2 separate regions of the Homo sapiens genome follow, and region 2 is linked to region 1. The links are chromatin loops, found by intact Hi-C in ENCODE. Cell type or tissue: dorsolateral prefrontal cortex. All regions are shown on one strand. Each heading gives the region's core, and the rest is flanking DNA. Links, peaks and the distances in the headings are about the cores only. Region 1 overlaps TSPAN5 (tetraspanin 5). Region 2 overlaps TSPAN5 (tetraspanin 5).

Region 1 (11,433 bases), core at 2,378-7,377:
GTAGGCTCCATGATGGCAATGACTTTGTTTTATTCACTGCTGAGTCTCCAGTGCCTAGAACAGGCCCTGCACTTTGCAGATTTTGAATGCCTAGACATTTGAGGGGAGGGGATGAGGTTATAAATAAGGCTATAAAGGAGGCATAAACTATGGCATAACAGAAGGAATTCAAAGAGCTCTGATGGGAAACAGTAAGGCCAGATTTGTGTTTTACAAGAGCATTCTAGTTGAAACATGCTTGAAGGGGTGTGATACCTGGACAGGAAAAGCAGGTAGTAGATGACTGCAATGGCCCAGGCCTCAGGAGAGAGGAGATGAAAACTGAAATAAGACAACAGGAGGAAAGCAGGGGTAGAAAGAAAATCACAGGCCGGGTGCGGTGGCTCACACCTGTAATCCCAGCACTTTGGGAGGCCAAGGCAGGCGGATCACAAGGTCAGGAGATCAAGACCATCCTGTACAACATGGTGAAACCCCATCTCTACTAAAAATACAAAAATTAGTTGGGCGTGGTGGGGCATGCCTGTAGTCCCAGCTACTCAGGAGGCTGAGGCAGGAGAACTGCCTGAACCTGGGAGGTGGAGGTTGCAGAGAGCCGAGATCGCGCCACTGCACTCCAGCCTGGCAACACAGCGAGACTCTGTCTCAAAAAACAAAACAAAACAAAACAAAACAAAACAAAACAAAAAAACAGGATTTAAGAACTATACGGGGAGGACTGAGAAGGCTTGTGATACATACATGTGTATGTGTATAGTGTGTGTATATAAGTATATAAAAAGAGAGACTAAGACGACTCCTAAATTTAAGAAAAACCAGGCTTGGGGAAAACAGTAATTCAATTTTGCATATGTTACACTTGGGATGCTTTAGAGTATTCTAGGAAGAATGTGTCCAAAAGGTAGCTTACATAGGCATGATGTTCCCAGAAAAGGTTTGGTCTAGGGTCAAAAACAGAACAGCATTCAGGTGAAAGCTAATGTCATGGGAGGGAATGAAACTGCCCAAACATAGCCACCACTTACTGCTGTGCAAGCTGTGCACTGCACAACTCCTGGGGCTCCAGTTACCGTGGGTCACTGCAGCTTTGTACAGCTATTACGACCATTTTTTGGTAGATGAATATAATGTATCTTGAAAGAGAGGTACCTGTTTGTAATTCATCAAAGTCATCACATAACAATATGTTTGTTAAAGGAACTGCCAGAGCAAGCAGAGATGAGAGGAGGGAAAGAGAAGAAACCGGGAGAAGGCAGGTGAGGGTGAAGAGGGGCAAATCTACTTCATTTTTGCCTAGGCTTCATTTTAAAGCTGATCTATAAAAAATCTTACATCCTCTACATTTAAGATCTCAACGATTTTATTAAGCCCTAAGCTTTCAGGGTCTTAACAGATTGTGTTAATACAGGAAATATCAGGAACTTCCTGAAAGCAGTCCTCGCCCTGCTTTCTCATGGACATCTCAGTGTTTGTCCTTTGGCTCATACATTTGAGGCCTCCATTTTCTTCATAAAATAACGATGACAATGATGAAAACACCCCTACACATACACATGCACACAGACACAGTTAACAGTTCTCCTCTAGCTTTCCACACACTTTTCAAGAATTATGAGAATGGAATAAAAATCACTTCAGGGCATTTTCAAATGGCTTTTCCAAAACTAGAAATAAGCATAAGTAACTGAACAGCTGTAATGGCAAAGAATGCTAGTGAGTTTCTATAGCAAGACGTGCTGTGTCAAACCAGTGGTTCCAAAATGGAGGCAATTCTGGGCCTCCCTGAGAGGACATTCGATAACATCTGGAGACATCTTGGTTGTCACCCTATTGGGGAAGGGTGCACTGGCATCTAGTGGGTAGAGGTTGGGGAAGTCTCTAGATGTTCTATAATATACAAGACAGTCCCCACCACAAAGAATTACCTGGCCCACTACGTCAACAGTGCTGAGGCTGAGAAAATCTGTGCTAAATCATAAGCTCCTTGAGGCCTAGAACCAGTAAGTACTTTTTGGCAAAAAGCAGACACACACACAAAAAACGTGTGATGAGACAAAATTAAATGGGAGACAGTTATCACACTATATTGAAGAAATGGGCAACAATTTCACTTTTCCCCAGCCCCTCCTGTTATCACTGCCTTCCTTCTAGACTCCCAATCCAAATTACATGAAAGCCAATAACAGGCATTAGAAACCTAAATGATACATACAGTTTACATGCTTTTCTATACACCAAATCCTAGCATTTCTATCAAATTCTTACCCCAAATGAGTAAGATCTTTGAAAAGTATAAACATCTTTTCCTGTGTAAAATCCATTATTTTCTAAGAATCACATGAATAACAACATAGCCTCCTACGAATATAAATAAAAACACTTCTTGATTATTGTTCTCCTACATACTAATAAATGCAATTCTGGCAGTTAATTTAGATTAATGAAAGAAGCAAACAGAATGAAGTAAAATCAGAAGCTAAATATAGGTGATCTAAGTTAATCTCACTGAGTCCTTTTATCCCATTATTAATTAATGCTTCCCACACCTAACCTAAGTAGCCATTCATTTGTTGCCCCAAATTGAAATGAGGGTAAATAACTTTCACACATTTTTTAAGGAGGCATCCGATTTAACTGCTGAGGCTTGGGTCTTGACATTAAAATTGACTGTGTTTCTAAATTTTTTTTTTTTTTTCTTTTTTGAGATGGAGTCTTGCTGTCACCCAGGCTGGAGTGCAGTGGCATGATCTCGGCTCACTGCAGGCTTCGCCCCCTGGGGTTCACGTGTGTTTCTAATTTTTAAGGCCCTACTTTAATTTCTACTGTCACTAAATAAAAAAGAACAAAAGCTTTTTCTTTTAAAAACCCTAGACATCATGTTCCTGCTTCTGCTGGAAAAAGAGACAGGATATCACCATCTCAAACCAGCACCTTTCAGCAACTGAAGCCTTTTTGTCCTCACCCTGAGTGTTAAGACAATGGCTCCCTCACACGTCACAGGCCCTGGAAGTGCTACAACAGCTGAATGGGTTTTCATGGGACATAAATCACTTTCCCACTACCTGCCACCTACAAACCTACTTCTCATGAACCTTGGATCCTGCACAATATGGCTCGTCATATCCTTTGTGACTGCTATGAACAAGGGGACTATTTGCATGAGTAGATAGAGGGCATTTTTCCTTTTGACGGTTGGTGTTTTTCCCCCTTGTTCCTTGAATTTTTTTTCATTAAAATCACAGAAACATTCAATGTCCACATGTCAGTTAAATTTTCAACTTATACTTGCATGTTTCATATAACTGTTGAGCACTTTAATAAGATTCTTGAAAGCATATTTATCTGTCCATTTCCTAATATATCTCCATATTCTTATAATTTTGCATGAGAGCTTTTGAGCAAATTTTCATCCCATTTTGGGGGCCTTAAAGAACTGAGGAGAAAATATACACAGTAGACCACGCATTTACTGATTGACAATGTTTTCCCATATACAAATTTCCTAAATTCACTTATTCCTCTTGAAACTGAATTGCTGAAAAGAATAATGATTAAAGATATTCTTGTGGATGTGACACCACCTACATACATCTCATCCCATTGCTCTGTATTAAATTTGGACTGCTTAAAGTAGGAGTTATATATACTTGTTATGGGGACCAAAAAGCTGCCTGGAATTTTGTAGCCTTTATCACAAGCAGCTGAGAGGCTGTCTGAGAGTCACATAAGTAGATCACAGCTGCCAATGGTCAGTCCAGGTGCCTGTGTTCCCTCCTTTTTCAGTGGCCTAGAGTACATGCTTCACCTGCATGCCCCATTCAGACAAGAACAGATGCTGCTGCAACAAAGTGGTCCAACCACAACAAACAACACTTCTCTGTGAGCCATGTTATGCCAAAGCCTCTGCAGGCACAGATCATGAAGCAATTTAATACAAGCTTAGATAAAAAGCCAAGTGAACAATCTAGAAGCCAAAAGAAAACACAAGGGAAAGTTCCTTAGTTTTAGCGAGGAGAAGAAACAGGCAGAGTACATCTCCAGGGGAAATGAGAGGAAAGGGGAGGGGAGGCAACAGCTGTCCGCCAGGTCTATTTCAGGGAACCGGTGAAAACGTTATTTCCCTTACTCTGGCAACTGAGATTATGAGTCCTTATAATCCGTGCTTATAATTCTCAACTCTTTCTAGGGTCAGGAGGAGCAAGTGACATTGAACAGAGCCCAAGCAGAACAAGAATTATGTGTGCTGATTGTGCTAAACACAAAGTGGAGCCCCAGCATTTTTCTGAAAGTGGCTGGAAAGCAATCTCTAGCTTGGCTTGTAAAAACCTTATGGCGGGTGGGGGTGGGGAAATGAGGGATGCATCTCTCCCCTAAACAAGTCTCACAGGAAAAAATATCCATTAATGAAAAGACCTTTGCATTAGAAAAAGATGGCAGTGGGGATGTATGCTGACAACCTCGAGAATAATACCAAAGGCTAGAGCCAAAACATGTGATTCCAGTGTCAGGCCAGAGCCCAGCTGGAGCAGCCATGGGAAAAAAAGATACCATACAGAGGAGAAGCAGGGGGCCAGGGCTGAGTGAAGTGGGTGACAAATTGGTGCTAAGGCACCACAAGCGGCAGGCTTGTTTTCTCCCGCCTGATGTTGTAAGAGGCTTTTACACTGGAAGCCTGGATGCTGTGGAGGAGGGCGGGTGGCATATATGCAGCTGAGCTTTACTCTGAGACAGCAGGATGCTGTCACCACCAGCATAGCAGGGAAAACATGACGCAAGACCCATCTGGGACAGGTGGGTGCACAGCCCTTGGCAGGGGCACCGCACGCAGGACAGGAGATTCAAACCCCAACACAACACATTCCCTGGGGCCAACGAACAAGCCTCGGCCTCAAGAGGAGGAATACAAATACTGGAGCTGATTGTAGCAGAAACAGCTGTGCTGCAGCCTACACGGCCAAGTGCAGGAGACGCTGGCATGATGTCTTCAAGAGGGTGCAGGCTCCCGAGTAGTGCAGCTACAAAGCTGCCCCCCAGGGTTTAACTGGCCAATTCTTGCAAAGGGGCACTCAATAAATAATTTGAAATTTGAATAAGTCTCTCCATCCTGCCTACTCCCAGCACAAAATCCATCAACAGACTGGATCTTCTCGTAACCTGTTGGGCCTATGAGGACGCAGAAGTGCAAAATACATTCCCTGCCCTCAAAGGGTTTATTGTCATCTAGGCCCGATGGTTCCTTCCAAATTGTGGGTAGCCTCCTACAGTGGATAGTCAAAATCAATTAAATGGGTCAAAATAAACACTGTTTTTAACACACACAAAAAAAGAAGAAAATGTTCCTGTGGAACTCTTAATTAAAATGTATGTGCCCATCACAACATTAAAATATATTCCTTACTATGGGACAAATTAAAAATAATTTCAAAAATAACTGATTACTGAAGAAACCAGGCACATCTAACCATTTACAAAGAACTTTTACACAATTGGTTTTACAGAATCCAGAAATCCCAGGATCCAGCTATCATTATTATGCCTTTTTTCAGTGGTTCGGAGATGTGGCTGCCTTGTTCAAAGCAACACAGCACGGTTGGGATGTAATCGCAGATGGGTCTGCCTCCAGTATGTCCTCAAGTACCACAGGAGGTCAGAGAAGATGATGGTGAGCAATGAGGGCTAGACACAAAAGGAGAGAGAGGAAACCTGAAAGGGGCCTGGAAAGGCAGGGAGGACTTTGGCCAGGGCAGTGGGTCAGAGAAGTAGAAACGAGTTCAGTTAGTTGTTGGCGGTGGTGGCGGGGCGGGGGGCCTGGTCAGGCGAGTGTTCAGTCCAATATAGCCGTGGGTACTGGAAGTTCAGAGCAGACTAAAGGGATTAAACAGACTCATCTGGTCTCCATCAGTCCTGAGACTTCTCTAGCCTCTTTGAGTTTCACTTTCTTCATCTGTAAAATGGGGATGACAACAGGATCTACTTGAAAGGACTAAATGAAATAATACATGCACACTGCTTGGGCTCAATATATGATAGCTTAAAAAAAAGGAGTCACATCACCTACGCAGAATCTTGCACCAATAGAGAAAATGAACACTTGTCACTGTATTTGGCCCTCACAACAATCCTATGAGATAGGCAAGATGGGTTTTTAGAGCTCAGGAAACTCCAGCAGACAGACAGAATGACTTATGCTGGGGCTTCTGACCCAGTCCTCTTATTCCACAGGGAAACAAGTAGAAAATAAGTCTGGAGGCCAGGCACGGTGGTTCCCGCCTGTAATCCCAGCACTTTGGGAGGCCAAGGCAGGCGGATCAAGAGGTCAGGAGATCGAGACCATCCTGGCTAGCAAGGTGAAACCCTATCTCTACTAAAAGTACAAAAAATTAGCTGGGCGTGGTGGCACGTGCCTGTAGTCCCAGCTACTTGGGAGACTGAGGCAGGAGAATCGTTTGAACCCAGAAGGCAGAGGTTGCAGTGACCCGAGATCACTCCACTGCACTCCAGCCTGGGCGACAGTCCCCCACCCCCAGCCCACCACCAACCCACCACAAAAAAAAGAAAAGAAGTCTGGATCACTCAGGGAGGCAGACAGAGGACCTCAGAGGCTAGGCAAAGAAATTTAGACTCCCACCAATAACAGTTAGGGCTTAAAAGGGTTTTGAGGAAAGGAGATGGTGAGTGAGGGAGAGAAGATATAAAGGCTTTGAAATAAAGATAGCATACTGCTCTTAGAGTTAAACTTTAAAAAGCCAAGACATGCAAAATCATCCTGGAGAAACAGCTCCAAGCCCTAAAGAATTGAAAGTATTATATCTAAGGGTAAGAATGTCAATCAGAAGGGCTTGGTCAGATTTGAAAGTGGAGGAAAGCAGATAGTCAAAGAGAACAGCAATGGCCTTGCCACTCCCAGCAATATGTAGTGAGAAAGGGCCTGAGGCAACCTCCTGAGCCTTGGAGGGTCAGGACCCACTGGCAAAGTCAGCCTCACTGTGGAGAAGGATGCAGGCAGCTGAAGCCAACTCACTTGGGGTATTCCCACTGGCAAGCCTCCTGACTGTGAAATGGATGCCTCGGACTTAACCTTGATGCCATCTGACACTTCACTTCTCTTTGTTTTTATTCCATACCAGCCAAGTAAGCATCTGATTATGATTTGGCTTCCCACGAAGGCCTGACTACAGGAAGAAAATGTGTACTAGATGTTCCCACACCAGAATCCCAGGCCATGAAATGGAAATAGAAACAGTTCTATTCTCATTTTAAGGCAGTAAGCAGACAATCTGGTTTTATATATCCACTTCCTGAACTGGGATAACACGATGGAGAGATTAGCTCTGGCTAGGCTCATAAAATCAGTTTCTAAGCCTTGGTCCTCAGGGGACCAAGGATGTCCACTGGAACACACCGCCCTGCAGAACTCCTTGGGAAAACCCACTCTGACCATCTGCAGGGACGTCCTATTAGAAGGGATGTGGGAGGCAGCCTGATCTGGCTGCGGCAGAGTGCAGGATGGCTGGGGGTGCTCGTGTCAGCAAGCTAGCTCACAGGCTACAGACATAAGGTGACCAACAGTGTAAACTAGAGTAGAGGCAGTAGGAATGGAGAAAAACAGAGGAAAATACAAGAGACACTAAGGAAGTAAAAGAAATGCAAAGATGACTGGAGTTTCTATCTCTGGGACTCAGAGTGGGGCCCCCACCTTGGCAAGACAGAGAAGAAAATTTGCTGAACCTGGATGTGATTTGAGATATGTTCATTTGAGATGACACCATCAAAACTATACTCAGTCCAATGACTGGTTGGGACCATGATAGGACCATATTCATTAGATTGCTTGGTCACTCTATTCATTTCACAAACATTTACTGAGTGTCTACAATGTACCAGATATTACTCTGCCTGTCACTAGGGACCCCTGCCTTCAAGGAACTTACATGGTCCAGTGGTGTTGGCAGAGAGGTCAATTTACTATCATAGTAAATATAGTAGGTTCTATGATGGGGATGTGCACAGAGTCCAAAGGGAACATCTAAAATAATGAACACCAAGAGAGAGAGAACAAAACTTTTTCAGCCAAAGGAAATCAATTTTCTTTAAACAGAAGAATCAATGTTATCCTTTCATCTTCTTGAAGTTTTGAATTCATGGAAATGTTGATTTTTAAATCAAACATCAAAATCCTATCTAATTTTACTTCCTTTCACCCTATAAGTGGTAAAAAACAAATAGCAAGAGGACTGAAAAATACTCTTAGCTGAGAGATTGCAGCAACACATGTAGAAACTCCCAAAAAAATAAAGGTACATGCCAGATCTGTGACAGCCCACAGAAAGGCAAACATCTAGTACATGGGCCAAAAACCAAACCATACGTAAGGCACTGCCTACGTAAAGACCACAGATTCATTCAGTTTCATCATCTGGCACAAAGTTTCCAAACTGCAATTCATATTAACAATTACTTTCCATTGACTGAAAATTTAAAAGATCACAAATGACAAGAAAGGTAAAACTAGAGAAATGTGCCTTGTCTATAGGGCATATATAAATGCTGACTGCAAATTTCAGCACTTAGCAAGGTGGAGGGAAAAAAGAAAAATGCCACGTGAAAAGACACAAACGCAGTGTCTGAGCCAGCTTAGAGCCAGGATAGGTTAGGCAGAGGGAGGAACAGAAACAGAGAGAGATGGACTCAAGAAAGTATCCACATGAAGCCATATTTGCCTTTGAGAACCTAATGTGACCTAAGCCCTTGACCAGGTAAACGCTCTCCCATTTTGCCATCTCTCCTCTTTCATACTCCACCCCACTTATGTCCACATCGCACCTCCTACAGACCTGAGCCAAACTGGCTCTGAGCAACGCGTGCTGGGGCCTCACCTACCAGTACCCTGAGAAGGCCTGAGAACAGGGCCTCTCAGGGTGCCTGAGAGGTGGAGGTTGCAGCGAGCCGAGATCGCGCCACTACGCTCCAATATGGGCGACAGAGCAAGACTCTATCTCAAAAAAAAAAAGAAATCCATGTAGTAAAAGTTACTGTAACTCACTCAGAGGTCAATGGACCACTTGTCTATTTTCCTCATTCTAGCAAGTTCTAGCAGCCCTGATCATCTGGCTTTCAAATCAAAGGCTTATTATAAAACAGCAAATTCAAAATGGAGATGGGCTGGCCACTAGCCCTACTGACAAAAGCAAAACCAGACAGCCAAGGAGGGGACACACATCACATAAAGGGCGGTGTGAAGAACCGCGTGGACCCTGAAGTCCGTGGCCACTCATGGAGGGCAGGCTGCACGGGGGAGCGCAGAAGGGGCTGCTGGCGGGGAGGAGGGAGTCTGGGGAAAGGGGAAGTGCACAGGGTTACTGCAGGGGGGTGGCTGGCAAACCCCAGGCAGCCTGGAGCATTGCAACCAACAAGAAGTTCTCCCACAAACCGTTCTGGCTTTTTTTTTTTTTTTTCAAATTTACAATGTTAGTATAATGACTAAAAACAGTAACTAAAAGCACTACTAAACTGATAACAGCATTTTTATTATACCATTCTGGGTGAGGTAAGTAAAAAAAAACCACATACTGTGCAAGGTTAGGAAAATTTGACATCAGAAAGGGGGCACTTGTGTGTGTAAAGGTGAGGAGCTACCCATACGGTGGAAGGTTAGCCTTGAGGCTGACAAACCTGGATGCAAATCACGGCTGCTCCTCTCAGCTGTGTGTATGTAAAATGGGCATCAAACTATCTACATCATACGATTTTGTAAAGGAAAGGACCCAGGGCAGTGACCATTTCCTTTGGTGAATTAGTTTGTTCACACGTTCAAGAAACAAGTAACAATATGTACTACCAGACATTGTGGATATAACAGTGAACCTCCAAAATTTCTGCTGTCAATGATATTACAGTCCGGTGGTGGAGAGAGACAAGAAAAGGCAATTACAATATAATGAGAGAGACATTTTATTTATTTATTTATTTATTTATTTAGAGACACAGTCTCAACTCTGTCACCCAGGCTGGAGTACAGTGGTGCGATCCTGGCTCACTGCAACCTCTGCCTCCCGGGTTCAAGTGATTCTCATGCCTCAGCCTCCCAAGTAGCTGCGATTACCACCACACCTGGCTAATTTTTGTATTTTTAGTAGAGACGGGGTTTCGCCGTTAACAATTTTTTCCAGGCTAGTCTCGAACTCCTGATCTCAAGTGATCCGCTGGTCTTGGCCTCCAAAAGTGCTGGGATTACAGCCATGAGCCACCACACTGGGGCAGAGGGACATTAAGACCGTAAGCATAGGCACAATGCACTCTAGGGTCCCTGACCAATCTACAAACAGGGAGAACAAAGCCTGGACAGTGACACAGTTGTGAAGATTAAAGAGCTTTAATTAATTCCCACTTACTTCAGCAAATATTTAATGTGGCTGTGTACCAGCACTGTTCTAGGGGCCAGGGTCACAGCACAGAACAGACTGAGACCGCTACCTTCATGAAGCTTACGTTTGGGAAAGCAGGAAAAGTAAGATCATAAACACTATAAAGCCTACTACGTCTCAGACATTCTGTTTTCAGAGGGCAAGGAAGACTTCAGAAAGAGTTCATTCAAAGTGATTAAAAGAAAAACGTTTATGCTTAATGGGGGAACCCCTCAGCTATCTGAAAAGTTAGCTGTCCAAAATAACACAATCCTAGCACTAGCTGAGGTTTTAGTGTGCTCCCCTTTTACCTTCTTGACTTCCTTTTCTCTTATACCCATTAAAGTAAATATGGAGATGAAAAGATGTTGTAAATACATTTCCCTCACGTAGCACCTCTTCCTCATTCACCTGGAACATGTTTACCTAGTGTGACAATGAACAGTCCAGATTGTCTAACTCATGAGAAAGGGCCATGTCACAATCACAGTGATTTGTTTAAAGAATCTTGCCCACTGCATAATTAGCCTGTAGGTCACCATCTGTCTCTAAGTCCTCATAAAACTAACCATATGTTGTTTTCATCAAGGGCTGAACAAAAGTAACATAGACCCTTCTCCAAGGAAAATGCTACACGTTTCTTATGGAGAAAGAGGATATTGAGAGAATGCTTGGCTTCCCAGTTATTAATGCTTGGCTTCTCAGTTATTACCATATTTCCTTTATATTTAGAAAATTTTTATTTTGTTCTGTTCATGCTTTGACCATGGCTATTAACCCAAGCAACACTAACAATTGCTAGAAGTTTCTGAAGGGGGCTCTTCTAGGAGACATTGGGTAAATAGGCTTAGGGCCTCCAAATTTTATTTTTCCTCTGTGGTTTGACCTCGTAATATGAAGAGAAAAACATACAAGCAAATATATCTTATAAACAGTTCTATCTATTGTCCATTGCATTTAAAAATGCAAACTCATGAAATAACAACTTTTTAAATTTTGTATTTTGTACAGATAGAGTCTATGTTGCCCA
Region 2 (11,433 bases), core at 3,454-8,453, 66 kb after region 1:
CCTGGCCACTTTATCAAGAACCTGCCCATCCCTTTTCCTGCCTGATTCGATCCTCTTTAGCGTTTATCACTATCTAATGATCTAATGTACTTGCTGTTTTACTTATTTTTTCTTGTTGGTTATCTGTTACCCTCCACTAAAATGTAAGCTTCATGAGAGCAGGTTTTTTTTTTTTTTTTTTTTTTGGTCTGCTTTGTTCTTAAATGTATCCCATTTGGCACGTAATAGACATCAAAAAATATTTACTGGCTAAAAGGATGAATGAATATCATCAATGCTCCAAAAAAGGGTACTTGATTAATGAAGCATTGTAAGAGAGAGCAACCAGCTTGGGGTAGGGGGCAGAGCGCCTAGCTCTCCTCGTGGCAGGTAACACTAGTGGGGTTTTCAAGGAAGGACAGAAAACATCTCCTAAGAAAAGGAAGGACATTCTACACATCAGCTGGCCTGTAATTAAAAGTGTCAGTGTCATGAAAGATGAAGGAAGAATGAAGAATGCTTCTAGAATGAAGGAGACTGGAAAGATATGACAGCTGGGTATGAGTGATCCTGAACCGGATCCTTTTGCTATAAAGGACGTTACTGGGATAACTGGAGAAAACTGAAGGGATTTTATCAGTGAAGGTTTATAGGAGTTCTTATTTTAGTATTTTTGCCATTTTCCTGTAAGTGTGAAGTTGTTTCAAAAGGAAAAAAAAAACACAAAAGGAACCAGAATAACACGAGTAAATGCAATGCATCAAATGATCTGTGAATAAAATGCCCACTGAATAAAACAGGGAAAAACAACAACTATTTCTTCCAAATGTTCCTATTTCCCTTACTCCCCCATTCCTCCATGAAAAACTTTGGGCCTGTATCATCTTGGCTTAGAGTCAGCCAAATACGGTCATTCTTCTTTAAGTATAAATGCAAATAAACCCCCTGGATTTCAGTGGGAACACAGCATGCAGCAGAACATTTGTGTGTATAAACTCTGTAGTAAATGACATCTCTCTTCTCCCTACAGAGTAGAAGCTTGATCTCCATGAATTGCTGTAACTCAAAACATACTTTTTACACAAAAATAATGATGGGGTTGAAAATAGAAAAAGTAAATCTTTGGACTGGACTGCTGTTGTGAGCCAAAGAGAATGATTAAATATAAAACAAGAGGGAAAAAAACAACAGCACTAGGTTATAAAAGAACAGATTGACATAGATTTTTTGAAACTGGAAGTTACAGGCAACATGCCTAGAATTTAGATAACAGTATTAAGGACTGAACACTCATCCAAACATCTACAGCTCCCCTGACAGGTCAAATTCCATTACAACAAACACCAGTGCAATAATAATCTGAGTAATCCAAAGCATTCCTGGTTAACGACCTCCTTAACTCAAGCAGTATGCAATATCTAACACCATTCCCCATTTTAAACACAAAAGTACAAACGTAAATACAGCAAGTGATTGTTCACTGTACAAAAGGACTCATCAGAAGTCTCCATAATAAGGTATAAGGGTTTTTTTCAACATCTAGACTAGTGTTTGTGGGGCCATTTTTTAAATACAGAAAAAAAAATTAACTTACATGCAACTTTTGAAGGACATGTCTAGATACAGTGGACCCAAAATGTTAACAGCAACTGAAAGCAAGCACAAGTTTAACATGACAACAGGAGCATCTATAGATTGACTCATGTACCTCCCAAGTCCCCTACTTTCCTCTGTAATGTGGGGTACACCACACTGCCTGGTATTGGTTTAATTTGAATTTTCTTCCAAATTATTAAAGTTGACAAATTCTCATTTTTTAAATATGAAGTTCCAGCCTCTCCTGGAAAATGGTTAGATCTGGCAACACAGGTACAGATTCCTGGGTCAACCAACAGCTAATGGAAACCAGCTCCCTGATAGGCATGGCAGAAGCATTGCTGACCCCTTTACCACACTCCCCATCACTCCCTATTGCATTCCCAGCACCCTTAATGGCTTATTTTCTGCCTGGTCCTTCTAAGCATAGGAATCTGCAACACCAGCTTTTAAAACAACTAAAACAAACAAACAAAAATTACTACTCAACTTGCTGATATATCAAAACTGAGCTGTATCATACATTGTCCTATGATACATTGTACATTGCAGAGAGAAGGCATGCTAAGTTAATATTATGGATAAATTACTTTAAGATTTCTCTAAATGACATTCTCACAAGCATCCCTGGCAAAAGGCAACATCTATAATCTTTAACTGAAAACACTTTGCTTTGGAAATGGGAATGCTTTGAATGTACCTTAGCTTATCAAAGCATAAATTTACTTGTTTTTAAATGAGTTCAAAACTAGCCATCATAGTTATTTATGTATATGTTACTGCAATTAAATAAAAAGGAAAAAATGCTTATAAACACACACATATTATCCTGAAACAGAAACAATAAGCATAATTACTCTAAAGTGGCAAAGAATGGATAATTTGTCTATGAACTATTTCACAGTCTTTGAGTTGTACTGTGTATTACACATAACCAGAATATCTTCAGTCTCAAAAAGACTATTTCTGAGCACACAACCAAGATTGCAGGCAAGTCACACAACCCCTCTGTGCCTCGATGTCCTCATCAGAATAATGTGAAAAATAATAGTGCAGACATCTTAAAGGGTTACTGGGAGGATTAAATGAGCTGATACATACAAACAGCACTTATAACACTGCCTACCACTATTGCCCAACCTTGTATCAATCGACACACTAGCCTAAAATGCTGATAAATTACGTTCTCCTAATGCAAACATTCTCATCTCTGCTCTGGTTTGCAGAATGAAGCAGTCTCCTGGTCTTTTATCCAAAGCACACTCCAGTATTATTAATTTAAGTTGCTGCTAAATCTCAAAAGTCATTAATAAAATGTAGTGATTTCTCAAATGGTTTATGGTCAGCCACTCTAAGAGGTACTTAATAGAAAAGAATTAGCTCAAAGCTGGTATCCAGATGATTTATCAAAACAACTATCAGGTTTAAAGAAAATCCCCAGGGCAGTAAAAACCCAGCATTCAAAAAACACCAATGAAGAAAAAGACTGTTGCTATTCACAAAGGTACAGACTGTTAGTGAGTGAATAAATGGAAGAATAAATGAATGAAGATCAAATGGGTTATTTGCTGCTGACCACAAACTTATGCTTCCCTTTCAAAAAAAAGTATTTTTAATCAGATCCTCTGCTTATATTTGTGTCATTGTTAAACTGTCTTGTCATACTTACATAACCAGGTAATAATAATCTATGAAAATACTCGACTAACCAACCCAAACGCTTTCCCTAAATCTTAACATATGCACTGACTGCATTTGGTGTGGTCAGAGATGGGCCCTGTCCTGAATTCACGCTCGAGTTGGGGAACAAAACTAACCAACAAGGATTAAGTGGTAACCTCTGAGTATCTACTAAACAGCATCAGAGTTCCTGGAGGGTTATGCCCAGGGTAGGCTGCAAGGGTGCTCAAAGTGAACAAGAACAGGACAAAGGCAAAGCAGAGGAGGCACCAAACGAAAAGCACTGCAGCTGTTCCAGCCATGAGGCCTGATGGAGAAAACAACATGGCACATGTTCTGCTCAGCAAATCCCTACCCGCCTCCAATACATACAGCAGCACCACCTCCTCTAAAACATTCCCTCATTACCTGATCTTTAGACTTATACACCACTTCTCGTTTATGTGTGTATTTATTTATATGTTTTTCCTCCATTGGACTGAGAGCTCTCAAAGCACAAGAATCACCTTAATCCATCTTGTATTGTCATCCGAGGCACGCATATTCCCTAAACATCCCTGGATTGAATGAAGATGACTTAGCAAAGGGAGGGATTCTCTCAACCCGGGAGACTGTGCACATAACTAGAAAGGGAGGGGCCCACGGAATCCAACGCCAAGCTTCCTGTGCATTGGTGCTACCCAGGAGAAAGGAGTGCCCCTGTCCTCAAGAAACTTAAGTCCACTTAGATCACAAAAAGTTCTCTGAGAAAGTATGTGAAGGGCTCTATTTAGACAGCTATTTATTACTCTGAATTTGAAGCCCTCCTCCCCTTGAAGTAAGGCCTACTGGCTTAAGGGCCCTGCAGAGCTAAAGATGTGAGGATAACTTGCCACTGGTGCTTAGCACAAATAGCGAATGAGAGTTCACTGGGAAGTACAAACGAAGGGAATCAACTTACTCATAAATCTCAACACCCTTTCTTTTGCTCACTGGCTGAGAAACTGCCATCTGGAAGGCTCAGCAGATAGATGAAAGGCATTATCACAGTTCTACTGGAATATTTCTGCTTGGCAAAGAACACAAGATGCCAGAACTTGAAAAAAATCATGTAATTCTGATGACCTCATTTCACCTTTCTTTTCAGCCAATCCAAATTCAGCCTGTTGTAGATATTTAACAATTAGAGAAACCTTGCAATTACTTTGCTGAATCGCTCGACTGGCAAAACGTCCACAAGGCCTGCGCATCTCCTACATTCTAATGCTCTGGTAGCTCTGAGACCCACGGCAAGCAAGGAGAGCACCCCCTACAGACAACATTCACACTGAGAAGTGGCAAGAAAGTGAGGAAGACAATTCCAGGTCCCTGAGTCCACCACCAGACTCTCATCAAGTTCACCCCAATATCTGGGAAGCATATAGCCTTCACTGCACATGTTCCATCCCTGACTCCGGGTGGGTGCACCTGTACCTGTGAAACAAACACACCCACACACAGGCAAACATAGCACTCGATCTTTTTTTTTTGGCATTTGCTATGTCATCTGGTATCCCTCCAGACTGCCTGGGCCTCCACGAGTCTTAGATGCCTGACCCTGCAGGGCCAACATGAAGGGAGCCACCACTTCAAGGTCCCATCCAACTGCTGCTAGGAAGCCAGGCCTGAGAGGGGCTCTTTAGTGTTGTTCTGTTTTAAGACCTCAGGCTATAGGATCTGATAAAAATTATCTTCAGACTAGTGGTGTCATAAAAACCCCTTTTCCCCTGAAGGGACCCAGCAATTTGAAAGTGCCTTGCAAAGCATGTTCTCCTGGATTCTTCAGAGCCTTTCCTGAGGCAGACGAGCATCTGCTCCAAGTCAGACAGGAGGAAACTTTGTCTCTGGGGACTCGGCCATAATAGGCCTTAGAAACCAAGATCTTAGGCCACTTTTTAGTTTTTCACTGTTAGTAATTCAACAAGATTCCCCTGGCACCGTGCACACTACCTTCTTTGAGTCTTTACATCAGTAGAGAAATGGATGCACAGATCATCTGTGTGCCTCTCACTGAGCCCCCGCTAAACACACGACTAAAACCAGCTCTCCCCTAGAATGCATTTTGTTTGTTTGGCCAAACACAATGCAATAGTGTCCTTGACCCCTTCCAGTTGAAAGTCTGTCTGCCTCTGACTGGCAGAAGTACCTACCCTCTGCCACCCTGTGTTCATTTTCCATTTCTGTAACAGTCTTGGTGCCTCCCACTATCATATTCCAAAATCCCAGGTGCACAGAGAGTGTTCTTACCTCTTAAAATGTTAACAACAGGCACATCTGTATATGCTGCCAGAGTTTCAAGAAGATAAATTATCTTCAGCCAGAATCAAAATTCAGCAACAGCTCCCCTCTGACCCCCCGACCCTGGAACCAGGCTCTCCCACTCTGGGAGCCTGACAATAAAACCTTTTACCTGAATGACTACATATCACTGGGCTTTAGAAGGGATCATCATATATGCTGTCATTCAAAATGAGAGTAACTTTGAAAGTGAAAGGGGACACTATTAATAAATTACATGGGGACTTCAGGGGTATACCAGCACTGTCACGGAAAACCAGGACCTATGGAGCACTTCGAAAACCCTGCCCTGAGTGTGGGTGCTACCATCAATGCTGCATTAAAAGGACAGCCACTTCCCTCTGGAAGTTGACTGCCTAGCGCAAGATACAGACAATCAAATAATCACCCAAATATGCAATAATGACCTCACCTAATTATGATGTATGCTCTGAAGGAAAAGTCCTGGGTGGTATGACAGAATATTCCAAGGGTTAACTTGACTGGGGATGGGGAGGAGGACTGGAGTGGAAGAGAAGGAAGAGGAGAAGGGAATAAGGCTGCAGGTGGGCCCTGAAGGAGAAAGCACAGACCGGGAGGATTTGATGCTGCACCAAAAGCAGCAGAAGCTGTGGAGGTCACTCATAGCATGAGGTGTCGTGATCAGACAGACATGAAGGACCACTGAGGTCCAGGGCAAAGCATGAACCGTAGGCAGGAACACGGAAGGCAGACAGCAGGAAGCCAGGGCAGTTGGGAGGATGGAGGCTCAGACCAGGGCACTGGTTGGACTCATGAGGGCAAAGGGAGAGCTGAAAAGGTAATACCCAAAGGTGATAGGTGAGAGGGTTACCAAGATTCTGGCTTAGCCAGAAAATAAAAGGGCCAGTACATAAAACAGCAAAGCCAGTTCCTTATATAACCCTAAAATGCCTTAGGGTGGCCTTGTAATCTCCTTAGTACAGCATGAAAAATCCCTTGCAAGGTAATGTTAAAATGAAATGCAAACACTAAAACTACGCTACAACAGTTTTCCCTCACCCACAAATCAATGAACCTTTCAACAGTTTAAACAAGAGAGACTCACCTAAACAACTCAATAATTCTCAGTGTTTGCAGCGACCTGTTCAGTTATGTCACCCAATAATAAAATTGCAGATGAAGTTATGAGTCCTGAGTGATACAGGAAGTTTGCCTTGAGTGTACAGAGATGGTATTCAAATCTCAAACCCTCTTCAGGATTCGAAATCTCTAAAATCATATCTGACCCCTATTTATTTCATCACTTCGATGAACAATTTTATTTTTAAACAGAATTTAAAATGATCAGCACTCACCCTTTGAGAAAATCTGATAAATAAACACACAGGAATGGTTTAGGTTACAATGGCTGCACTACCCTGAACCACTGCCCGCAAAGACTGGATCGTCATGAAATATATCACAGACAGGAAAAGGAACTCTGCCCATCCTCTTTTGTATGTCATGCCAAGAATTCTCATGTACTTAAAAGTGATCAATCACGGCCGGGCACGATGGCTGACGCCTGTAATACCAGCAGTTTGGGAGGCCGAGACGGGAGGATCACCTGAGGTCGGGAGTTCAAGACCAGCCTGACCAACATGGAGAAACCTCGTCTCTACTAAAAATACAAAATTAGCCAGGCGTGGTGGCACACGCCTGTAATCCCAGCTACTCAGGAAGATGAGGCAGGAGAATCGCTTGAACCCGGGAGGCAGAGGTTGCGGTGAGTGGAGATGGCACCACTGCACTCCAGCCTGGGCAACAAGAGCGAAACTCTGTCTCAAAAAAAAAAGGAAAGAAAAGAAAAAAAAAGTGATCAATCACAATAAAAATTACTAACAACTTCTATGTTTATATCATACTCTCCATTTCACAAAGCACTGACCTTTTTCAGTGGCCTTGGCAGCACAAGCAGGCAAATATACATGGGAGTATCAAGATTTATCACAAGGGCTTGACTGGCAGGGAGTGGCAGGGCTCTTCCATATGCTATCTCTACAGCAGATGGGTACAAGGGGCCTTTTGCCTTGCCCTACCTAAGCCACCAAAGGAAATCTCTCTGTGACCAATGTCTGGATTATAGCATATAAAGTTTCCTTTCCTGAGACTGTTACCTCCCAAATTTTCTAGAAAAATTTCCATTTCAAATACTGTCAATTGACATGCACAAAAATGTACTTTTTCCCCTTTTGGGGTAAATGTATTATTTTCAATAAAACCCATCAAATGTGGTTTACTTTGCATGCTATTATAAAACACTTGCTGTAAGTCCACACATAAGGAGGGAAAAACGCTTTGTCAGATGCTTTGTCCCAAATTAAATTTTTTATAATATATACCACCTCCTTTTCTTGAAAGACATATTCCCAGCTCACTGAAAAAAGGGTTCCAGGAGGTATCCATGAAACACGAAGGAAGGATCTGAGAAACGATAGCATCCTGAGCACCCAAAATGGTGACAGATAAATTTCTACAGATGAAGACCAGAACAGAGTGGGGAGAATGAGGAGAAGATAATGAAAGGGATTATAAACCCAACTGGACAGAGTGGGAGAAGAGACAAAAGATGTCCATTCTTTGGAAAGTCCTTTGGGTTGGAACTGAAATGGATCACAGAAGTGGGGACCCTATACTACTTAGGACTTCTCCACAGACAGACCTGTGAGTGATTTGACAGACCACAGCCTTTCAGGGTGAGAGGCAAGAGAGCTGGACAGAAGCACAGGTAAGGAGGCTGCCATTTATAACAGGCACTTTCCATTCGCCCCAGTCTCCACCATCAGCTGCCTGCTCCTGCACCTGCATATCTTTCCACATCACAGAAGGGAAAAAATATTAGTTGACATTTAGCTAATTTTACAGTTAACGAAGCACTCTCACATTTTCTTATTTAGTCATTCATGCATTCAAAACAATTTATGGAATGCCTTCCAGAAGCCAGGCCCTGGCAAAGCTTGGGATAAAACCCCCTTAAGGTCCTATCCCATGGGGAACTCAAAGACCAGTGAGAAATGGGTCCTCTAACTGACTTAGCACCAAAGAGGTCATGGTGACAAGCCTGGGCCTGATAGTACACCCTGTGGAGGTACTATCCCAACAATGAATCCCCTACATGAGGAAGGGATTTATTGGCTGATGTCTTTTATCTTTTCACCATGGCTTAGAATAGTTCCAATGGTGGATCTAGCTAGATAGAACTCAGCCCATATGACATGACAGCTTGTAAAACTCACAGTTTAATAGCCAGCTTGTATTTGAACCATTTAAACCCACCTTCGATTTATCCTTTAGAAGACAAACAATTTGCTGTGAATCAAAGACCATCAGGTGGAAAATAAGGTGCTGAACGGGGGAAAAAAAGAGACTACAGCAAAACAGATTGCCCAGAGCCATTCAAACTGAAAAAGCACAACATGCCAGACTAGCACTCTTTGGCTGAGAGCGTTCCACAGCCCCCTCTTCATAGATGCCATCCACCTGGCCAGAAGAAAATTAGACAAATACTCTTTTTAGTATCATTATAGATTTAGGTATTCTTTATGATTTAAAAATATTGCCAACAAAGAGCTATAAGGAATATATAAAGACTGAACTGCTAAATAGGGTCTCCCTAAATAATAGGGTAGGGATAGAAGAAGTTTAGGAAAGAGCACCCAAAGGGTATAATTCTGGAACCAATTTTGCAAGAGTAACAATAATAGCAGCAGCAGCTAATCAAGCCCTGAGCTAAGTGCTTTGTACTCATTACCTCTTTATTCTTTACAATCTTATTGTAAAGGTAGACACCATACCTTTGATGGAAGGTAGACAGAAATGGCAGAAATATCATTTAAAGCAGAGGTAAGCGCAAAGCTACAGAGTCAAGAAATGTAAATAAGGGCATAATGTGGCAGTTCTCCAAGTCCCAATTCCCACAAGGTGGTGGAAAAAGGACTGACACCTGCATACATAGTGGACTGCTTTACAGTGGAGGACCCTTGAACTGAGGGAGCCTGAATATTTTATAATGGACATCAAATATGCCCTACACCTTTGCTCCATGCAGGTAAGACTGTGGAACAGAATATGGATGAGAAAATATGAGAGGTGACAAGTAGGCAAGGTTCCTATAATGGTGCCTAGCTTTAATCTTTTCCAAATTAAGAATATTTAGCTATTTAAAGCAGGGGAGTATGACATAATCAGAATTGCTGCTAGAGAAATCTCCTGCAGTAGAGTGGGGAGAGTGGCGCTTTAGGGAAGGATGGGAGGTATTATAACAATGCAAGTGAGAAATTACTCATAGAGGTATGCAATAAAAATAATTTTACATATAAATATTATCTCTATTAATCTGTGCACTTAAATAACACCTTGTACATAAAATTAAAAGAAAGTCAAGTAAAACTGCTGGAAAAAAATGCGGCTGGCAGCTTCTTCATCTGGATGACAAATATACTGGACTGAAATGTCAAATGTAATTATAGCCAGACTATTAATTCACAAAAAAGAGTTAACTATTTTGAACATGAATGATCAAGCTTATTCTTTAACATAAGTGAACAAATGGTTTACTTGGCTTCACAGGTACAATAAGAGAGGTTCAGCAACTGCAGGTCTTTTGGTCTCCCTAGGCCCAGTGGAGACCAGCTGGAGAGTGGACCCTGGTGTGAGGTTTCTTAGCCCAGTCTACAGGATACCAAAGCACCTGATGAGCAGTCCTTGTCAGGCTTAGGAACCCTCCCCCTTGGTAGGGAGCTTCCCAGCTTCCCCATGAGAAGCCCCATCACCAGCAAGTTCCTCTTCAAAGAGTGAGAGGCACAGGCAGTAGTTATCACACTAACAGAAGTGTCTGAAGCCATGCAACTTAAAAGGACTGTCCACTTTCTATGCCACTTACTTAAGCCTTTGAAGGACTGCCGTTGCTCCTGCCCTTGATGCACACAGCACTGCCACACTGCACAACTCCAGGGAGCATCACGCACATTCCAGGGAATTGTGCAGTTCGCCTCCTGTGTAGCTGTACATGGCGGCCCTCAGGGATAAGAGGTCACTCTCCCACAGATACTTCCCCATTAACATCTACTTTCTGATCCATTATTTTTTTAATCCCTGTATCCCTGGATTCCAGCAGTAACTATGGGTCTCAACTGATGACCACAGGCAGTTAATAATTTTCACATATTATTAAATATTTAGAATTTGGTTTTGACTAAATGTCATTAATATTCATTTTGCAAACAACAGGAGTGGTGTTTCAACATCTTATCTCCTATATTTGAGCCCTGGGAGTCCTCTTTAAATCTAGAATCTTAATTTCAGGCCTAATTATTATATAGATATATTATTCTTTTGATGGGGGAAGGAGCAAAAACTTGTTGCAGTTTACAAGTAAATACACTTTTACAGCTCTATCACAAAGAAAAGGTACAAAAACAATTGTTCTGAACAAATGTCCCCACTTGGCTTTCATTAACTGCATAACTTAATTATAAATGTTTCTCTAAATCGCCCAAACCAACTTCAAGATGATCTAAGTGTCACTCTCCAATAGGCTGGTTAACTGCTTGAAAGCATTTTATCTATAAATATCAAAAAGTAAACTTAGAAATTATCTTTCCTTCATGTCCAACAGTGCTGAAAGGTGAAAAGAAAAAGAAAGAAAGAAATTATCTGCCTCAGTCCAATTTCAACAGAGCCAGCCTGTTTCTGAGATCGGCTCTTCCTGCTCCTTCTTAACTCTGCTCCACGGTCTTGGCCTGGACTTTCCCACCTGTCTCTTCTTATTTCAGGGCCAGATGTCTGACCACCCTTGCGCCTTGCCTCTGCCTGGGTTATAATTCGTGCCCAGTGGGGCTGTCTACGCTCCTGATGCCATGA

What was found. Hi-C counts contacts between places; a loop is a spot of excess contacts. Peaks named below come from ENCODE experiments on the same cell type or tissue, not always from the same donor. Only the 100,000 strongest peaks of a DNase experiment are listed, where the experiment ranks them.
Region 2: a loop joins it to region 1, with 2.6 times the contacts of the local background. A loop is called at or near these places in 4 of 110 quality-filtered maps.

What each region holds. Positions count from the first base shown.
Region 1 is chr4:98,562,013-98,573,445 of GRCh38, forward strand. All of the region lies in intron 1 of TSPAN5 (tetraspanin 5), which reads right to left. Among named protein-coding and RNA genes, the nearest start is that of TSPAN5, 91 kb to the right of the region's middle. In dorsolateral prefrontal cortex, for the core only: CTCF peaks have their summits at 3,030 and 4,338; a DNase peak (open chromatin) is centred at 4,619; H3K4me3 peaks cover 1,553 bases; H3K27ac peaks cover 5,000 bases.
Region 2 is chr4:98,626,724-98,638,156 of GRCh38, forward strand. All of the region lies in intron 1 of TSPAN5 (tetraspanin 5), which reads right to left. Among named protein-coding and RNA genes, the nearest start is that of TSPAN5, 26 kb to the right of the region's middle. In dorsolateral prefrontal cortex, for the core only: no CTCF peak of the experiment used is centred there; no DNase peak of the experiment used is centred there; H3K27ac peaks cover 3,847 bases.